Linked DNA regions of Homo sapiens: regions 2, 3 and 4 are each linked to region 1. Evidence: read pairs that join two places in POLR2A ChIA-PET (ENCODE). Cell type or tissue: PC-9. All regions are shown on one strand.

What was found. Peaks named below come from ENCODE experiments on the same cell type or tissue, not always from the same donor. Only the 100,000 strongest peaks of a DNase experiment are listed, where the experiment ranks them.
Region 2: POLR2A ChIA-PET joins it to region 1 with 5 read pairs; 9 of 35 experiments call an interaction of 5 or more read pairs at or near these places.
Region 3: POLR2A ChIA-PET joins it to region 1 with 5 read pairs; 1 of 35 experiments calls an interaction of 5 or more read pairs at or near these places.
Region 4: POLR2A ChIA-PET joins it to region 1 with 7 read pairs; 1 of 35 experiments calls an interaction of 5 or more read pairs at or near these places.

What each region holds. Positions count from the first base shown.
Region 1 is chr1:67,388,098-67,393,097 of GRCh38, forward strand. It overlaps IL12RB2 (interleukin 12 receptor subunit beta 2), which reads left to right. Exons shown (of 17, transcript NM_001374259.2): 16 at 1,932-2,031. Among named protein-coding and RNA genes, the nearest start is that of SERBP1, 40 kb to the right of the region's middle. In PC-9, no CTCF peak of the experiment used is centred here; a DNase peak (open chromatin) is centred at 2,114; H3K27ac peaks cover 1,313 bases.
Region 2 is chr1:67,336,860-67,341,859 of GRCh38, forward strand. It overlaps IL12RB2 (interleukin 12 receptor subunit beta 2), which reads left to right. Exons shown (of 17, transcript NM_001374259.2): 9 at 1,765-1,844. Among named protein-coding and RNA genes, the nearest start is that of IL12RB2, 31 kb to the left of the region's middle. RefSeq lists an enhancer at 2,047-2,126. In PC-9, no CTCF peak of the experiment used is centred here; a DNase peak (open chromatin) is centred at 3,002.
Region 3 is chr1:67,799,602-67,804,601 of GRCh38, forward strand. The region is part of intron 1 of GNG12 (G protein subunit gamma 12); the gene reads right to left. Among named protein-coding and RNA genes, the nearest start is that of GNG12-AS1, 30 kb to the right of the region's middle. In PC-9, no CTCF peak of the experiment used is centred here; a DNase peak (open chromatin) is centred at 2,500.
Region 4 is chr1:66,540,918-66,545,917 of GRCh38, forward strand. The region is part of intron 1 of SGIP1 (SH3GL interacting endocytic adaptor 1); the gene reads left to right. Among named protein-coding and RNA genes, the nearest start is that of SGIP1, 9.3 kb to the left of the region's middle. In PC-9, no CTCF peak of the experiment used is centred here; DNase peaks (open chromatin) are centred at 2,074 and 2,724; H3K27ac peaks cover 1,373 bases.

The DNA of each region.
Region 1 (5,000 bases):
ACAGGAGGCAGAGGTTGTAGTAAGTTGAGATTGCGCCACTGCACTCCAGCCTAAAACGGCAATAAGAACAAAAAAAACACTGTGGTCTTTCCTTTGAGGTAGAGCTGCAAGAAAAGAAAACAAAACTGTGGTACTTCAGCCAAGTGCATTGTCGTCCTAGTAAATCTGGGTCCTCTTCCTAAGAAGGAGGGGAAAATGAATATTGGGTGGCAATTACTCTGTGCCCCAAGGATATAAACCACAATATTTTTGTTTTGTTTTGTTTTGAGACAGAGTCTCACTCTGTCGCCCAGGCTGGAGTGCAGTGGCATGATCTTGGCTCACTGCAGCCTCTGCTTCCTGGGTTCAATCGATTCTCCTGCCTCAGCCTCCTGAGTAGCTGGGACTACAGGTGCCCGCCACCACGCCCAGCTACTTTTTGTATTTTTGGTAGAGATGGGGTTTCACCATGTTGGCCAGGCTGGTCTCAAACTCCTGACCTCATGATCCACCCACCTCAGTCTCCCAAAGTGCTGGGATTACAGGCGTGAGCCACCGCACCCAGCCTAAACCACAATATTAATGGTGTTTATATCTGGGGATATAATTGTAGGTGATTTTAGTTTTTCTTGTTTAATTATATTTTTAGAATTTCCTTAGTAAACATGTATTATTTTTCAAAGAAAAGATTTTTAATGAGTTGGTTATTCAATACAAAGTTTTCTTCAAATGCTGTGTAAAGTAAGAGAAGAGGTCTTTTGACCTCTAACTCAAAGTCATTCTACCAGCCATTGAACTTGTCTAACAGGCTGTACATTTATTGAAGATCTAATGTGTGATAGATACTTCAACGTGAAGCTCTCTTTGGGTAGACTTTGAAAAAGTTTAATTCAAAAGGAGTCAACTAGGATCACATGCATCCTCTTCATGGAAATTGTGAAGATCAGTTACAGTGCAGGCTAAACTGCCTTAAAAAAAAAAAGAGGACCCAAAGCACAGTGGCTTAAATAATACTTTATTTATCTTCCATATAACAGCCCTGAGGTAAGGTATCCAGACTGGTGGGCAGCTGTGCTCCATAGTTATTTGTGGACTCAGTTTTCTTCCATCTTTTTGGCATACCATCCCTTAGGTATTGTCCTCATCTGCATGATCTCTATGAGATCACAGACACTTCTGCTCATATTTCTTTGGAGAAAACCTAGTCACATGGCCACATCTCTTACTTCAAAAGGTTAGACAAATTGTAAAGCATACTTTTAAAAAAAAAAAAAAATCAAAGCTTATGAAAGCCAAGTCTTTAAAAATGTTTCATATTGTTCATGAACTTTAAAAAAAATAAGTCACATGCATTTATAAGAAATGTTTTTAGGATTTTTCCTTCTACATCATAAAAGACCTGTATTTCCTCTTATTGCCAAATACAATCACTGTTAATAGATATTTCAGATATTTCCCTATAATACTTTTTTCTTGGCATTTTTAACATGGTTGTGTTCAAGCTATTTATACCATTTTGAATCCCGTCTTTTTTTCAACTGTTCACATAATTTACCTGTCATTACAAACTCTTTGTAAATATTCTAATTAGCTAAATAGTAAGGGTAGGGAACATGTCATCTTCAATGCTTGGCAGGTAGCATTGTGCTGGTCACATATTAGGGGTTCAATCAATATTTGTTGAATGAATGCATAGCTGGCTAGTGATAGATTGCTAAATATTAGGTTGATCAAAAGTTCCATGGTTTATTTAGCAAACCTCAAGTGGCTGTGTTGTAATTTTACAGAAAACTACCGTAGTCTTGGATGATAAATCATCTTTGTCTTTCAGTGTTTATCTTTTATTTGCATACAAAAGCAGCCCTTACACTGAAGTTACTGCACTGAGAACCTGTGCTTCCATGCCACTGTGTGCACACCTAAGGAAATGTCACTGTTTTCTTTATCTATAGGGTGTTTGTTCTCCTAGCAGCCCTCAGACCTCAGTGGTGTAGCAGAGAAATTCCAGATCCAGCAAATAGCACTTGCGCTAAGAAATATCCCATTGCAGAGGTAAGGTACAATTCCTCTGTGGTCAGTCAGTGGAGTTCTAGTGATCACCACATCTAAGTTTTCCATTGTAGTTACGAGGAAGCCTGGGTGCTGAGATCCTATGGTTGAGCTTAAGTTATTCACGCTTGGCTACCACTGAGTCATCATTCTCATTTTAATTCCTGAACTTAAGAGAAACCAGGCACAGGAATCTTCTGAAGTTTATGATCATAAGACTAAAACCCCCTAGCTTTTTATACCTCAGTATGCCTCACTTTCCCCTTCTCACCAAACTGCTCTCCTGTTCTCCTCACCTAACTTATTTCAAAAGAAGAAAGCAAACTTTCCTTTTTTTTTTTTTTTTTTTTGCCATTTGTTGAGTACTAGCCTGAGCATTGAGTCATCCAAAATTCAAGAGAATTGAAGATTTTGATTTTCCTGTCTAAGCATAGAAAAGATAAATAGAACCCATACTATTTTGGTTTGGGCAAGAAGCCAGTACATCATTCCATTGTGCAAAGAAAAGGTTTTAAAGGAGAGGTTGATCAGCTGGCAGATGAGAGAGGGGAGAGTAAAGGAAGTGAAGGGAACTGCTGCAGCCCAGGAAAGAAGGTGAGAAAGCTCACAGTGGGCAAGATGGGCCATCCCTGGTGGAGGGTCTGGAAGTTGAAAGTATCTGAATATGAAGACTACATTTAAGGGGAGAAATAGGAGAGAGAAGTGGCAAGTCAATATTCCTCCCATCACCTGGGGCTTTGACAACTCCAGGCTCCCTTTCCAAGACCTTATAACACTCCTTGCTCAAGATGCTTCTCTCCAACTACCGAGTATGTTCTGTCATCCACACCCTTCCTCAGGCCAGAAGCCAGTGGTCCATAGTCCCAACCTCCACTCAAAAAAAAAGAGTGGATCCCAGCCACAGATTCTTTAGGCATTTAAGTCTCTATAGTTTAGTGCCTTTGAAATCAAGCCCAGAGGCCACCCCTGCCTCTGCCACTTACTATGTGTGTGACTCTTGGGCAACTTGCCCAACTATCTGAGCCCAAGTTTCAGCCTCAATAAAACAGGAGTTGACAGTATCATTCTTACTTACCACTGTGAGGATTAAATAAGATGCCATGTAAAGCACATGGGTCATATAAGACAAAGATCATTCACTTTCTTCCCAAGAAGACCCATAATTTAAGTCTCCTCTGAGGGATTTCATCCCTATTAAGTTACAACAGCAAAAACAGTGATAATAACAGCAGTGTGTGTGTGTGTGTGTGTGTGTGTGTCTATACACACACACACACACAAACTGCTGTTTTATATATATGTATACAAACTGCTGTTATTACTATTTTATATATATAATATACAGGTTATATAATTATATATTTTCTATATTCTGTCATATAATATATAATTATATAATAATATTATACATTCATTATTATAATTTAGATATATTATCTTCTATGTACCAGGCACTTTTGAAAACATTTTCATACGTTAACATTTAACCCATAAACATCTCTATGAGGTCGTATGATTTTTTTTTTTTTGAGACAGAGTCTTGTTCTGTTGCCCAGGCTGGAGTGCAGTGGCGCAATCTCGGCTCACTGCAAGCTTCACCTTCCAGGTTCACGCCGTTCTCCTGCCTCAGCCTCCCTAGTAGCTAGGACTACAGGCGCCCGCCGCCATGCCCGGCTAATTTTTTTTTATTTTTATTTTTAGTAGAGATGAGGTTTCACTGTGTTAGCCAGGATGGTCTCAATCTCCTGACCTCGTGATCCACCCGCCTCGGCCTCCCAAAGTGCTGGGATTATAGGCGTGAGCCACCATGCCCGGCATGAGGTTGTATGATTATCTTCATTTTCCGCATGAGGAAATTGAGGCACAGAGGACTACGTAACTTGCCCAATGTTAGTCAGCGAGTACATGGTGGATCCTGGACTCATATCCAAGCAGGATATGCTGCCTATCATTGCACTACACATTTTAAAGGATCTTTAAACACGGGGTGAGGAGAGAGTTTCTAGCAGTCTACACCTCTGAGCTGAAGAGACTTATTAAAAGTAAGACAGGAGGAAGGTGATAGAAATTGGTATACATATGCCCAAAGTTGTGTAGTATAAGTGTATTCATTGCAGCATTATCAATAGAAGCAAAAACTCGGGCATAATGTAAAGGTGCACCAGGATGCAAATTAAACTTTTTGGGTACATCCATACAATAGGGTATTAGGCAAAAACTAAAAAAATGACATAGATCTATATGTGCCTAAAGATCTACAAGATACTTAAAAGTAAAAAGAGCAATATTTATCACAATTGTCCAAAGTGGGTTTATTTATATAAAAATGAGGGCGATTTTACACACACTCATACATCTGCAGCATGGGCACAGGATATTTCTGGAAGCCCACTATGATACATATGAAATGGATACTGGTGGTTGCCTCCAGGGAGAGGGTTGAGAGTATGAAGGCCACTTAATTTTCATTACATAGTCCCTTTGAACTTTTAGATATCTTTTTTTTTTTTTTTTTTTTTTTTTTGAGACGGAGTCTCGCTTTGTTGCCAGGCTGGAGTGCAGTGGCACTATCTCGGCTCACCGCAAGCTCCGCCTCCTGGGTTCACACCATTCTCCTGCCTCAGTCTCCTGAGTAGCTGGGACTGCAGGGGCACGCTGCCACGCCTGGCTAATTTTTTTGTATTTTTTTAGTAGAGATGGGGTTTCACCATGTTGGCCAGGCTGGTGACCCCAAGTGATCCACCCGCCTCAGCCTCCCAAAGTGTTGGGAGTACAGGCATGAGCCACCACACCTGGCCTAGAATATCTTAAGAAAACTGTGTGCATATAATTTTTTTGCAAAAATAACCAGTGAATTAGAAAATTTTAAAAATTAAGCAGCTTAAATATGGCCTCGAGGATGAAAGCCTTGAGACGGCCTTAGAACCCCATGTGGCTTGACCCTTGAAGAAGGTGGACTGTTTTTAGAAAGG
Region 2 (5,000 bases), 51 kb before region 1:
ACTTCAGTTTTCAAATGCGGGAAACAGCAAGAGCTACACTTGCTGAGCACTCACCATGTGTCAGCACGCTCCACTGAAATTCCCACTCCACCCTGTGTGATATGTGGAATTATCACCCTCATCTGACAGATGAGGGAGCTAGCCGAAGGATGTGGTTAGCATTTGTTCAAAGTCACAGAGCTGGGCTTACCCCGCAGACCTGGCTCTGAAGCTCACACTGACTACTGCAGGAGGAGGGGAGATGGAGCTGTGGATGGGCCCACACAGCACCTGCCCTCTACATGTGGGTACTTACGCTCCCTTTCTTTCTCTTTTGCTCTTCTCTTATCTCCTGTTATCCAGGTGGTGGGACTTAATTTTCTAGAAATTTCCATCTGGTTAGATGGAACTTTCTAACCTAGGAAAAAACCCCAGCGCAGCCTCCCCTCAAATACACTCTAAGTTTCACTGTTGAGGAAATTAGCTTGGTGCAGCTGAAGCCTGTTTTCAGGAGTTGTTTCTGCTGGTTCCACTCCTGGCTGTAAATCAAAACAAATCTAAGTGACTTGATGGTAGAGGAAACAAAATGACTTCACTCACTCACGTGAGCATGAACTCATGCACACACACACTCACACTTACACATACAGGAGTTGATTATTTAGTCTCTTTGCAAGTATGTTTGGTTGAAATTAAGTTGGGCCATATTTGACCATTGTCTTACAGATTGGTGGTTATTTATTTAATCAGTTCAGCCTGTGTTTTGGCATTAAATAGATAATATCACATGATTTGTTCATTCATTACTTAACAATTATTAGGAGCCTATTATATTCTAAGTGCTGCGCTGGGTATGTGGCATATTAAATGAGATAGGACTTCCCTTTAAGTACATCATTGTCTAATGATCACACACCAAATAATTGTACTATACCATGATAAGTCTAGGAATGGAGATGAACACAAGGTTTGTCATTTATATTAGTGTATTTTTACAAGACCAAAAAGTGTTTTTCTATATGAGTTGTATCTTCTCTGTTGAGAATTCTTTCTGCATTCTAGTAAAAAAAAAAAAAAAAGAAAAGAAAAGAAAAGAAAAGAACCACATATACTTTATTTTTATTTTTTTGCTCTGTCTTATGGTGCTAAAGCCACATGTACTTTCCTTGGGTTATTTTAATAACACATGTTTTAAGAGTAAGTTAAGGCCGGGTGCAGTGGCTCATGCCTATGTAATCCCGGCACTTTGGGAGGCCAAGGTGGGTGGATCTCTTGAGCTCAGGAGTTCAAGACCAGCCGGGGCAACATGATGAAAGCCTGTCTGTATAAAAAATACAGAAATTAGCCAGGCGTGGTGGTACGCACCTGTAGTCCCAGCTATGTGGGAGGCTGAGGCAGGAGGATTGCTTGAGCCTGGGAGGTGGAGGTTGCAGTGAGCTGAGATCGTGCCACTGCATCACTGCATTCCAGCCGAGGCAACAGAGCAAGATCCTGTCTCAAAAAAAAAAAAAAAAAAAAAAAAAAAAAAAAAAAAAGTAAGTTAAGAAACAAATTCCTCATCATTTTTTTTTAAATTTGTTTTTAAGGTAACCTTGTTTTTCTGACTTTTTGGCCAAAGATATATATGTTCATTGTTAAACAAGAAAAAGAAAAAATACTGGGACACACACAAATAATTGAAGTTATCCTCTAATTCTACTCTTCCAGAATTGTTTACTGAATGACCAGTTAACTTTCAAAGTAGTAAATATATGAAAATATGTCTTTTTTTCTCCTTTGAAACAGAGCCTACTGGGATGTTAGATGTCTGGTACATGAAACGGCACATTGACTACAGTAGACAACAGATTTCTCTTTTCTGGAAGGTGAGTTTTAAGCGTCAACTTAAAACTCAAGGGAATAAAACTGAAGGCAGAAAAAGACCTATTTGCATAGTGGCTTTTATATGAAGCTTCAATGATTTTGCTAGAGCTCATTTTCTCACATTCATGACACACCACAGTGTCATGTGCCTTTGGTGGATAGGGGTGAGAGCTGAGTTCCTTCTTCCACACAGTCACATCGTTTCAATCCCACTTCCTATAAGATCAAGGTCTTTTTCCATCCCTGGCATTTCCACCCTCTGACCCCAACTACTTCATCTCTTCTGACTGTTGTCCCCTTTCTGCCCACCCCCACCTCTCCTACATAAATATGCCCAGCAGTAACCATGTCACTTCACTTATTCACTCTTTGGGAAACAAAAGATGAAAAAGCTGTGGATGTGGATATTTAATAATGTTTGTTAAGTCATTGAAGAGGGAGAAGGAGGAAAGAAAGCTGCTCTACTTTAGGAATAGTAATAGTGGTAGAAAATAATACAAACAGGCCAGGTGCAGTGGCTCACGCCTGTAATCCCAGCACTTTGGGAGGCCAAGGCAGGCGGATCACTTGAGGTCAGGGGTTAGAGACCAGCCTGGCCAGCATGGTGAAACCCCGTCTCTACTGAAAATACAAAAATTAGCCGGGCATGGTGGCATGCGCCTGTAATCCCAGCTACTGGGGAGGCTGAGGCACGAGAATCACTTGAACCCGGGAGGCAGGGGTTGCAGTGAGCCAAGATCATGCCACTGCACTCGAGCTTGGGTGACAGAGTGAGACTACGTTTCAAAAAAAAAAAAAAAAGAAAATCATACAAACAGGAATAGAAAGCAGCCCTTCCTCAGGAATGGTAATAAAACAGTAGTAAATTAGACAACTTTCCAGAAAACAGTGAAGCCTGACATTATCATAGAATGCGAAAGTTTCACAAAGCACTGAAAGCTGGCATTACCATTTTATTTAATCCTCACAAAAATCCCCTGAGGTAAGTACTGGTACGCCCACTTACCAGTGAATGAGAAAACGAATGAATGAGTGAATGAAAAAACGAGTATCAGAGAGAGGAAAGAGAGGAAGTTCTTGCCCAAAGTCACCCAGCTACTGAGCACAGACCTGAGACTGAAACCTTATCCAGAACTGCTGCATCGTGACTCATCTTTGTTGAAGGAAAATGCTGTGCGATTCGAATTGAGCTACTGATTGGCATGCTCATAAGAGGTTTCCTGGTGAACTGCACTCTTTATTTCTCAGGACTCACATCCTCTTCACTACACCTCTTCCAGTTGAGGATAGAAAGTTTTGGAATTATGAATCTGAATGAGCACAAAACCAGAAGAGTAAGAATAACAATTATAAAGTCCTCTGATGGGGTTCACATGATGGGTTTTGATCATTGCACACTTCTTCAGTTTTAAGAAATGAGTGATTTCTTCTTCTTTCTCCTCCCTGTCTCTCTCACACACACATAAAACGTCTGGTATAAGAAGAGACTACTATAAATAGCCTGGTGAATCATGATCAGGCTCTTCACTTTGAAACTAACACTGCAGCTCAAAATTTATTTTAAAATGAATCTACTTTCAATAGCAAGACAATTCTCAAAGCAGGACATTTAGAACAGCCATAATTTGTGAATATTATAGAAGAACCCAGCCTAATTATTTCCTTTTCACGAGCAAGTGACTGGTTAAAACCAAAATTCCTCCTCTCATGTAAAGGTTTCTCCTCCAAAAATGTCCTCAACAGTGATCTGGAAAGATATGCTACGTGTTAATCTATTCCACGCCTCTCAACTCAAGGGTTTCTCTCAGTAGAATGAGGGTAATGATACAGGTATCTGCAAAGCTGACAAGACCATTGTGGGGATCAGCAAATGAGAGGACACAAATGTAAAAATCACAAGGGCCACCAGTGTAAAATTCAGCAGTGCTGCATGATGCGTGTTTATCCTGACAGTGAAAGCTCCATGCCTGCGTGCTTTTCACTGTAACAAACAGAGTTTATAGTGGACATCATCTTGGTTCTCTGAAACCAGCACCAGAGTGAAGTCAAAATAAGTATGTGTTGGCCATGAGTGATGCTTGGTAAATGTGAGTATGTGATTTCTTCTCTGCTGCCCTGATTTTATTTCTATCTTCACAAGGCTTAGGTTCTATAATGAGGTCTTGGAATTTGGAGGGACTTCAAAGCTCTTCTAGTTCAGCCTTCCTTTCATTATAAACATGGCTCCTACTCCTGCCAGGACAGACAGATGTCTCAGTGGGGATATTCTGGGACAGGGAGAATCTCACTTTGTAGTCTGCCCATGCCATGGTTGAACATCTCTTATTGTTTAGAAAATGTTTCCTTTTGTGTAGCCAGAATTGTGGGCCCAAGAAGGATGCTTGGGGTTGGAACTGGCTTAGAAGAAACCAAAAAGGGCAAGGCACAGTGGCTTACGCCAGTAATAATCCCATAATCCCTAATCCCAGCACCTGGGGAGGTCGAGGTGGGCAGATCACTGAAGTCCAGGAGTTTGAGACCATCCTGGCAGACATGGTGAAACCCTGTCTCTACCAAAATACAAAAAAATCAGCTGGGTGTGGTGATGCCCACCTGTAATCTCAGCTACTTGGGAGACTGAAGCAGGAGAATCCCTTGAACCCGGGAGGCAGAGGTTGCAGTGAGCTGAGATCGTGCCATAGTACTCCAGCCTGGGTGACAGAGCAAGACAAAGAAGGAAGGGAAGGAAGGAAGGAAGGAAGGATGGAAGAGAGGGAGGGAAGGAGGGAAGGAAGGAGAAAGAGAAAATAGAGAAAGAGAAAGAAGAAAGAAGGAAAGAAAAAAGAAAGAGAAAGAAAGAAAGAAAGAAAGAAAGAAAGAAAGAAAGAAAGAAAGAAAGAAAGAAAAGAAAGGAAGGAAAGAAAGAGAAAGCAAAAAGGTAAGCACTAGAAGCTTCTATAACTTGATGTCAGATGGTAGTCATCAAAAGCCAACCTCAAAACCTTCAGTGACTCTCTAGTCTAAGAGGCTCCCCAAGGAAAGTTGGATGCAGTCCTATATTGTCACAGGATTAAGTCCTTTTCTGTCAAACCTGGGCTTCTTTAATGGCCCCAAACAGGCCACTCAACTGAGGGTGGGAATGGAAACACTGACCAGAGTTACTGAGCAGTCCTGCTTTG
Region 3 (5,000 bases), 410 kb after region 1:
TCTCAAACTTTTTGGTCTCAGGACCCTAAAAAATTGATAATCCCAAAAAGCTTTCAATTACTAGCTTAATCTGATATATACTGTTAGAAATTGAAACTGAGAAATTAAAAAATACTTATTAATCCATTAAAATATAATAGTAATAAATTCATTAGATCTTGGCAAAAACATTTATAAAAACAATGTTTTCCAAAACAGAAGAAATTTTAGTGAAAATTGTTTTACAGTTTTGTAAATCTCTTTAATTTCAATTCTCTTTGCACACCTTTTTAATAGGAGACAGCTGGTTTTTTTTGGTTTCTGCTTCTAAATCCAATTTTTGTGACATGTTTTTGTAGTTTTAGTGTATGAAGAGTCTGGCCTCACACAGATACAGATGAAAAGTCTTTTAAGGTATGTGTGGATATTCTTCTTTGAAACTAAACCAAAACTTGATAAGTAGTGGCTTCTTACAGGCTGGCTGAAATCCTTTCAATGAACTTCCCGTATTCTGCTATATTAAAATTGATTAGTCTCTCTTGCATTGGAACAGAACTTTAACCCATGCAGAGTTTTTAACATCACACATTGTTCACTGAAAAATATTGGTTCACTGAATTATACAGGTTTTCCAAATGTTGACACATTACATTATACAATATTGAAAATGTACTCATTAACGTCATCCCTGATCTCATCAGCAAAGTCGAAATATGGGGAAGTGGTCAAGCTCATGGTGGCAGATACAAGTATTCCAAAATTCCAAGTTTGGCTTGAATTTTTATTATTTTAGCAATAAATATAATCATTTTTCTTGAAGTGACAGACTATTCTTTTTTGAGAAAATGTCTGCCAAATATCCAAGTCTGAATAATCAGAGCTTGTCAGACATTCTTTCAAGCAAAAGCAGTGTCAGGTGAAAAGATGGCAGGTTCAACTTGCAATTGAAATAATCACACAAGCATTTTTCCTTGAGACATACTTTATTACCAGCAGAAGAGCTTTAGTTTCCTTATTATGTCACAGAGAATTTTTTAAATGTGCTCTCAAAATTATGAGACTTAATTTTTACTGCTTCAAGGACATTCTTAAGTGAAAATGGCATTTTGGTTTTTTTGAGTGTGTGATGATAAGGGATATTACTACTGCCTTGTTTAATTAGCAGTTTTATCCACCTCTGTTTTTGTAACATCATTCCAAATGTCAACACAATGAAAACGTCAAATAATATCTTAATATGATTTTAAACTTGACCTTGTGAACTCCTTGAAAGGATCATGGAGACCCCTAGGGTCTATGTACCACACACTGAAAACAGTTTTAAAAAGTATTTAATAAATGTTCTTGAATATCTCAATAAACAAATGTAACTTCATATTATGGAGGGAGGTTCTGGAAAGGTCTAGGAGACCTTTTCGTTTGAGCCACCAAGACTACACTGGATGTTTAAAGGTAAAGGAGGTTAGGAGGAGCACAAGACAAAGCAAAGAGCCAGAAATGGGCAGGAAACTTTCCTAGAGCAGAACAGAGAAGCACAACCTCAGTTGAGTAGCGTCTTCCATACAGCCAGGTGTACTATGTGCAAATTACCTGTCGCTTCCTCAAAACGGTCCCAGAAGATGGGTCTTATCATCCTCACCTATGCATCCCTGCCAAGGAAGGCAGGGATCATGCCCATTTTCTTCACTCATGAATATGTGGAACTCTCACACAGTGGTCAGCACATGGAAAGCACACAATAAATATTCACTGAATGAATATATGAATGAGGCTCAGAGAAATGAATTATCTGTTCAAGGTCACATAGCTAGGAAGTGGTGGCCACAGGATTGAACCCAGGTCTTTGGGCACCAAATCCCATGCGCTTCCCTACATGCTGATTTCTTCAAAGTGATAGAAACTCAGGCCATACAGTGGGAGGCTTGGATGTTGGTGCAGTTAGTCTATGAACCAAGAAGTTTTTATAAAGACGGTAACATGAGTACATTCGTGCTGTCGAAAGATTATACCCAGCGATACCTGGGATGGCTTGGAGTGGAGAACAAAAGGAAGAGGAGAGAGCAATTTGTGTCCTATTTCAGCATTCTCAGTGAAAAAGCCTAATTTGGTGGGGAGTGTCAGACCTCACAGGTTTCCCCAAATTCTCGCTTAACGGTGTGAATTTGGAGAAATTACCTTTCCTGTATGATTATTACGTTCCGTATCTGCAGAATGGGATGATAATAATCTATAATTTCATAGAGTTGCTGTGAGGTTTAAATGAAAAAATGTATACAAGACAACCAGCATCGTTCTTCGCTCAATAAATTTTGCCTATAAAAAAGTGGAAGAAAAGGGAGGAAGGAAGGGAAGGGGGAAGGAAAAAAGAAGGAAGGGGGGTGAGGAAGAAAAAGGAGGGAGGTACAGGGGAGGAAATATGGCTGAGGGAAGGAAATATCTGTGGAATGCCTGGGTGAACCTGGGCAGTGCCAGAGGGAGAGCAAATCTATAAGCCCTGCTTGTGGTTTCTTGACCAGAGAATGAGAAAAAGGCATTAGATCATTTCATGATTTCAAGCCTGGGTGACCAGAGGAATGAACTCATATGAAGGGGCCAAGGAGGCTGGTACTGTAGCTACCAAAGGGCAAAGACCTGGAGGTTCTCTAAAGGGAAGGAATGGATGAAGGAAGAAGGGCACAGGGTGAAAGATCAATATTGTTTGCAGGACATGTGATATTGTAAATTAGGGCAAATGGAAAAATGAGAGAAAACAGGATCTGAGAGACAAAAAGGACGCACCTACTTAAAACCATTTAATTGGTTCCAAACCCTTGTCGGCCAGGCACATATTGGCTCTACAGCCCCATCTCCAGCCAGCCACTCCTGCTGCTCTGCCATGAGATTTCATGCTTTCAGGCTCCAGACTTCTGCATGCTCTGCTCTCACTGCCTCTTTCCCAGAAGCAAAGTTTCTCAAAAAGTGGCACTTGTTATTTTTAAGGTCATATATTAAGATTATGGGAAAACAAAACAAAAAATCATTAGGGAGAGCATCATTTAAGGCCCGGGCTCTCTCACCATCCCGAGGCAGTAGTGTCCCAGGCTACCTCTCTTTGCCCTGCTGCTGCATCCTCTATGCCCCAGCACACACACACTACCCTCTGCCCCTGTCTAGACAGCCTCAGTTCATTCCTTTCTCAGGGCTCCCACTGGACTTTACTCCTGCCCACCACTCCCTGGTTGGTTTCCTGCTATAGCAAAGCTGGGTGTCTCTCTCTCTCCCTACACATGACCCTTGTCCTGGACATCTCTGCACACAGCAGACGCTCAGTCCCTGTTGTATGGTTGATGAAGCCAGGAAAGCAGACATGAAGCTATAACAGAAGCAGCAGCAAGAGGAGCTAAGAGGTGTTAAGAGAGACCAAGAATGATGAAGTCCAGAAAAAGCTAGTGCATTTCGCAAAGAAAACACTGGTGGGGGTCTAACGTGGGCATTCTCCTTGGAGGGACATTGCCCCCACTAGGGAGTAGAAGCTGGTTCTCAGGGGATACAAGTAAAACATTTCTTAGATTACATTGGTCTATGGCCCTCCAAAGCTCAATCCTACATCCCCAAAATTTTATTCCTTGATATTTATCCCATTAGGGAGAAAATTTTAATTTAAAGTTAGTTGGTTGGGCACAGTGGCTCATGCCTATAATCCCAGCACTTTGGAAGCCTGAGACAGGAGGATTGCTTGAGGCTGGGAGTTCAAGACCAGCCTAGACAACATAGTGAGACCTCATCTCTATAAATTAAAAAAAAAATTTTTTTTAAGTTAATTTATCTTAATGTTTCTCCTTATATGGTGACAATGAAAAAAAGGTTGAGAAGCACTGATCTGGAGGAAGGTGATTCGGTAAAAGGAGTGAGAGAACAGCAGCCTGGAAGGACTGACTGCAGAAGCAAATCACGAGGAAACAGTGGTGACAATGACTTTTCTCCCTTTCTTCATGGGTGAGCCTCCTGTGCCATATCTATAATGAGTGTGTACAACATATCAGGCCCTGTGTTAAGTGCTTTGCGAGCATTATTTTACTTTTATCTTCACAACAACCTTACGAAGTTATGTTCCCTTTTTAGAGATGCTTAGAAAATGTAGATAGCATATCCAATGTCCCATAACTAGTCAGTGGTAAATGATGCAAGATGAATACTTAGCACAAGTCTGACACAGGGTAAGGGTTTAATTATCATAACCATGAGCAGAGGAGGCAGGCCTGAACACATCTGTTAGAGGAGGGAATGATGTTTCTGCTACACAGCAAGTGTACCAACAAAACAAAACAAAACAAAACAAGCCCACGTTATTTGAATGAAACAGCAGTGAAGCAAAAAACACGCAACTGGAGAGGAGATGATGGTGGGTAAGGAATCTAGACAACAGGATGGATGGAGTCCAGGCAGAACGGCTGGCTTTGGCAAACAAGAGAGAAAGAAGAGGGATAGGCAGAAGCTGAGAAAGCAGGTTAAAGGTTGTGGTCAAGAGATGAGGGCAGGGCCTCAGTAGAGAGCAGGAGGGAAGAAATCCTGTTCCCACTGGGGCCCTGCAGCTGAGGTCACATGGCATGAATTCCTGGTGGAATTAAGCAACATGATACTATTACTTTCTCCAGTAACCTCTTCAAATAAAAATCAGTTAATTAATATTATGCCTTCTTACTTCCCACTGACCCTAGACTTAGAAAAGGCAACCAAAGTGCTTTAGTGAAATAATTCCCCATCTTTTCTAGTTATGAAGACAACTTCGTGCCATTAGAAACAAAAACCAAAAACTTTCCAAGCACTCAGCTGGAGAAGCTGTACTTTCAGCGTGCACTGAGAAAATGCTAGGTGCACATTAACTCTGTCCAGTTGAGACAACTGATATGACTCCATAGTGTCTTTATCATAAAAATGCATTTGAAAAATAAACATTTAGCCAGTTGGGCAAGCAAGGAGTTTAGTTGTTGTCACTCGCTCCTAACAACTAAAAAGCTGAACAAATGGAAAAACCAACAATT
Region 4 (5,000 bases), 850 kb before region 1:
CATTTTCTGAATGATTAGGATTCCTCACATCTACTCCCTCCAAGGTTTGAATTCTAATGACTGACTCCTTTTCCTCTCACCTCAGAATATATTCATCCCTGACACACAAATAATTCAAATGCATTACTATCTACCTTTTATTAGTTTAATTTTTCTCTATGTTGTTTATTCTGCATCCACAATTTACTTTTGCCTCTTTGCTGTACTGGAACACAAAAAGTGCATTTATGGCAACCCTCTTCTGCAACTCCTAGTCTGGAACTGTTTATTTATTCATCAAATATTCTGTATCGAATGCACACTAGGCATTATTCTAAGTGCTATAAGCTCAGTAGTGAACAAAACAGATTAAAATGTCTGCCCATGTGGGCATCCTTTTGCAGAAGTCAGTCAGCATGAGTTTATGTGATCCATGGATCAAGTGACAGGTGAGCATTCAGAAGTCTAGCATTCAGATACCCGTTCTGTGAATGTCTTGTGACAGTGCCCCTTGGGCTCATTCTTCTCACACATTTAATAAGTGAATGAGTGTCATGTCCTTGTCTTAGCTCACCATTCCAAGCCCAAAGTTACAGCTGAGAGCTCAGCAACAACTCTAGGCTTGAACATTTTCACAGAAAAGATGTAAATGCCATGAAAGTGTCATTCCAGGATCAAAATTACACATCTACTCACATGTTTTTTGGTGTATACCAAAAACTTTCATTTTTATTTTTGGTTCATATCCACTTCTGTTATGTGTCAGGACTAGTGGTTTAGGATTTTTGAAAGCTTGTGTGGAGTTACCTGTGTTTCTTCTCTTTAACAAACAATTTAAGGAGGAAAATACTGAGCTCATTTAGGGCATTGTCAAAGATTATGTGACATTTGCACATGCTTAAAAGTTTTAAAAATGCTTTATTCATCTAACAGATACACCTGGAGTGTTTCTGATATCTCAGTTGCTGTACTAGGCACAATGAAATGGCAGCAAAACACAAGGCAACAATGTCCCCCTTCTTCAGAAGCATGGAGTCTAGTATATGATACCACATTAGCATGTACATATTTTATTCGTGCAATGTCTCTGTGTGGTAGAAAGAATAAGTACGGTAATCCTCCCTTATCTGCAGAGGATATGTTCCAAGATCCCCAGCGGATGCCTGAAACTACAGATATTACCAAACCCTATATGCACTATGCTTTTTCCTATACATATATATGAGATAAAGATGATTTATATATATAATTATATATATACCTTCATAGATATCAATCAGTAGGTATCAGTTTTACCTATGATCATTTTACCTTTATCACAGGTAAAATTAAATTTACCTATGGTAAAGTTAATTTGTAAATAAGGCACAGTAGGAGATTGGCGACAATAACGAATAATAAAATTTAGAACAGTTATAACAATCTGCTGTAATAAAAGTTATGTGAATGCGGTGTCTGTCTCAAAATATTTTGTTATACAGTATGCACCTCTCTTCTGATGATGTGAGATGTTACAGTGCCTACATGATGAGATGAAGTGGAGTGAATGACGTATGCATTGTGACACAGCGTTAGGCTGCCATTGACCTTGAACACAGGCACTGCGATATGCAACAATATGATGACTGAGACGACTACTAAGTGACTAAGAGCAGGTAGTGTAGACAGCGTGGATACACTGGACAAAGGACTGATTCGTGTCCCAGACAGGATGGAGTAGGATGGCACGAGATTTCATTACACTACTCAAAATGGTGTGCAATTTAAAACTTATGAATTGGTTATTTCTATAATTTTTCATTTAATATTTTCAGATCACTGTTGACTGTGGGTAACTGAACCCACAGAAAATGAAACCTTGGATAAGGAGGGACTTTTGTGTTACTATCCTTATTTTAAACAGAAGGAAACTAGGGCCCACTAAGGTTAAGTGACACTCAAGGTGACCTCCTTACTAGTGGCAGAACCAGCACTTATCAGCCAGGCTTGACTCCTAGTTAAGTGCTGTTTATTTGTATAACGGCGTAACTGGAAAATCTTGCTCATATCCAAAGTGTTTGGCCTAGGTCTCTGACTGGCAAGTAAACAGCAGATTGTTTAAATCTGACTGGATGTTTCAAAAGCCTTCTTCAGAACTAAGCAAGTTAATTTTATTATCAGGTCATGATCTTTCAGAACAGTCATCAACTTGAAGAAGGCCACCTCACACAGAAGGATTTTATCCCAGTGGGCTCTTTTCAGTAGCTCAGTAGAAAATTTCCACAATTTTCTGAGGAAGAGCGTCATGATGTGATGTCACTAGTCCAGTGGACTCTAAACTTTCACAGCTTACCTTCTACCACACGTTTTATCAAAAAGCCTGGTTCCCACCACGAACAAAAGCCCTTTTTTTTCCCTGAGGAGGACAGCTCGGTGTTCACTGATATTTTATGAAAGCTGTGGCTGTTATCATGAAAACATGATAATGTGTGCCATCATTTGAAGATTAACCAAATGGGTTCAACCTCATTTTAGAGTTGCAGAAACCAAGGCCAAATGAAAAGACTTACCTAAGGATTTTTATTCTCTCTGTAAGAGGACAAGTCAAAGTTTATTTTAGTAATGATTCCAAAACTGTGAATAGACAAAGACTTGGAGCCCATGGTGTTTTTCACGTTCAAAGGTGCTGAGGCTGGCTGGGTGACTGCCAAGAGACACAAATGAATGTGTCCCCAGGGTCATTGTTCTACTGAGTACACATACAATGTGACCATTTATAGCTCTCTCCCCTGATTTTCTCAGTGAGTCAGTACAGTGTGGGGGGAAGGGCCAGGACTTGAAGAGGGACTATACCGCCTCTGTGACTGGGTGACCTTGAGTGAGTTCTGGAACGGTTGGCCTCAGCTTCCCCATTTGTAAGGGGAGAATAATGCTGGCTACCTACCTCGTAGAGTCATTATGAAGAGCAAATGAAATAATAAATATACATCTGAGAGAGTGTGGTGCAGATGCCAGTTTTTTTCTCAGACAGTTTTTTCTCAACCTATATACCCATGGTAAAGTTTAATTTATAAATTAGGCACAGTAAGAGATTGGCAATAATAACTAATAATAAAATAGAACAGTTTCCATTGTTCTATTGGGTGTTACTTGTGGATTTCTTAGCCTTTGGAGGCTAGACATTACTGCTTGCTCTTTTGCTTTTTCTGTAGATTATTGCTGTACCTCTCCTGAAGACAGGCCTTACAGATTTCTTTCTCCTCTTCACCATACTATTAAGTTACAAGCATACTCTATCATCCTTTATTCTCAATGTCCATGTGCTAGGCCACCCCTTTCTTGAACATGTATGGCATCACTAATCAATCACAGCCATCTTTCTCCCTAGCTTTAGTATCTATCTCAACATCATATTCCAGGAAATTCCTGTGAATTGATTGGAATTGGCACATGAGATGATATTACCTTGCATTCCTTACCACAAGCAGTTTCCCAAAGTTGAAATACAGGGAATAAAACCAGAATACAGGCCGGGAGAGGTGGCTCATACCTGTAATTCCAGCCCTTAGGGAGGCCGAGGTAGGTGGATCACTTGAAGCCAGGAGTTAATAGACCAGGCTGGCCAACATGGCGAGACCCTGCCTCTACTAAAATTACAAAAAAATTAGCTGGGCATGGTGGTGCGCACCTGTACTCCCAGCTAATCATGAGGCTGAGGCGGGAGAATCACTTGAACCTTGGAAGCGGAGGCTGCAGTGAGCTATGATCACATCACTGCACTCCAGCCTGGGCCACAGAGGGAGACTCTGTCTCAAAAACAAACATACATATAAAAAACCACTAGAATATAGGTGATCTACCTGTGCACCCACCTTTACAAATGCCCTTAGTGAATCACCAAAAATGACATGTCAAAAATTTCTCACAGCAGCAGTTCTGGTAACAATGGCCTGAAATGGTCTCTAAGCCCGATTGTAGGTAGAACCTTACTCCTGTGCTATTGACTGTAACCATTAAATTTCTCTTAGCCTTCTTGTGCACTAATTTGAAGAACTATGTCTACCAGGTAGCCAAGCTAGAGTCACTGCTTGGATTAATTCCTAATTCCTCCTTCCTTCCTGTCCTACATCAGTAGGTCCTTAAGAGCTGTAGATTGTCTTTCCTAAATAGCTCTTGACTCTGTTCTCTCTCTTTCATCCCCTGCTAACACATCTGATCAGACCTTGCTGCTTCCACCTTCCAATGAATCCTCCTCACAGCCACAAAAGACATCAATTTCCTCATCTGCCTTTGATTGTTTACCATGCTTCTAAGATGAAGTCCAAATGCCTTAGTGTGCTGTGCAAAGCTTTCACACACAGGCTGCCTTCAGCCTCATCTCTCACTGGCCCAGCCAGACAGAGCTCCTTGCCATTCTCTTGCCCTTGGACTTGCCATTCCATTCCTTCTCTATATGGAAACAGTCTGTTCTGACTTTTCAAGTGGACTAACGAAAGACTGTCTGCCTTCAGTGAAGCCTTCACATATGCAGCAGGTTGAGAATGAGAGCACTAGCTTTGGAGTCAGGCTGATCCAGCTTAAACCTGTGTGTGTGACTCTAGGGAGCTAGTGAACATGTTTCCTCCTCAGGAAAGTGGATGTGACGATAACAGTCTTTCTCATGGGTAATTTAAACATGTAAGTTTGAAAAAATTAAATCAGAAAGTGCACTTGTAGCACTTGGAGTTCTCCAGAGAGACAGAACTGAACAAATTGTGTGTGTGTGTGTGTGTGTGTGTGTGTGTGTGTGTGTGTATACATACAGAGAGAAAGAGAGAGAGGAATTTTTAAGTAAGGAATTGGCTCACATGATTGTGGGGACTGGCATGGCAGGTCCAAAATTTGTAGCACAGGCTGGCAGGCCAGTAACTCAGGCAGGCGTTGATGGTGAAGTCTTAAGATAAAATGTTAAGCTCCCAATAAATCTTAATTACTATTCTCTTTTAGGCATAGCACATTCTTATACCTGCTTTGTTCCTTGCTCAAAAACCAAGGACTATGCC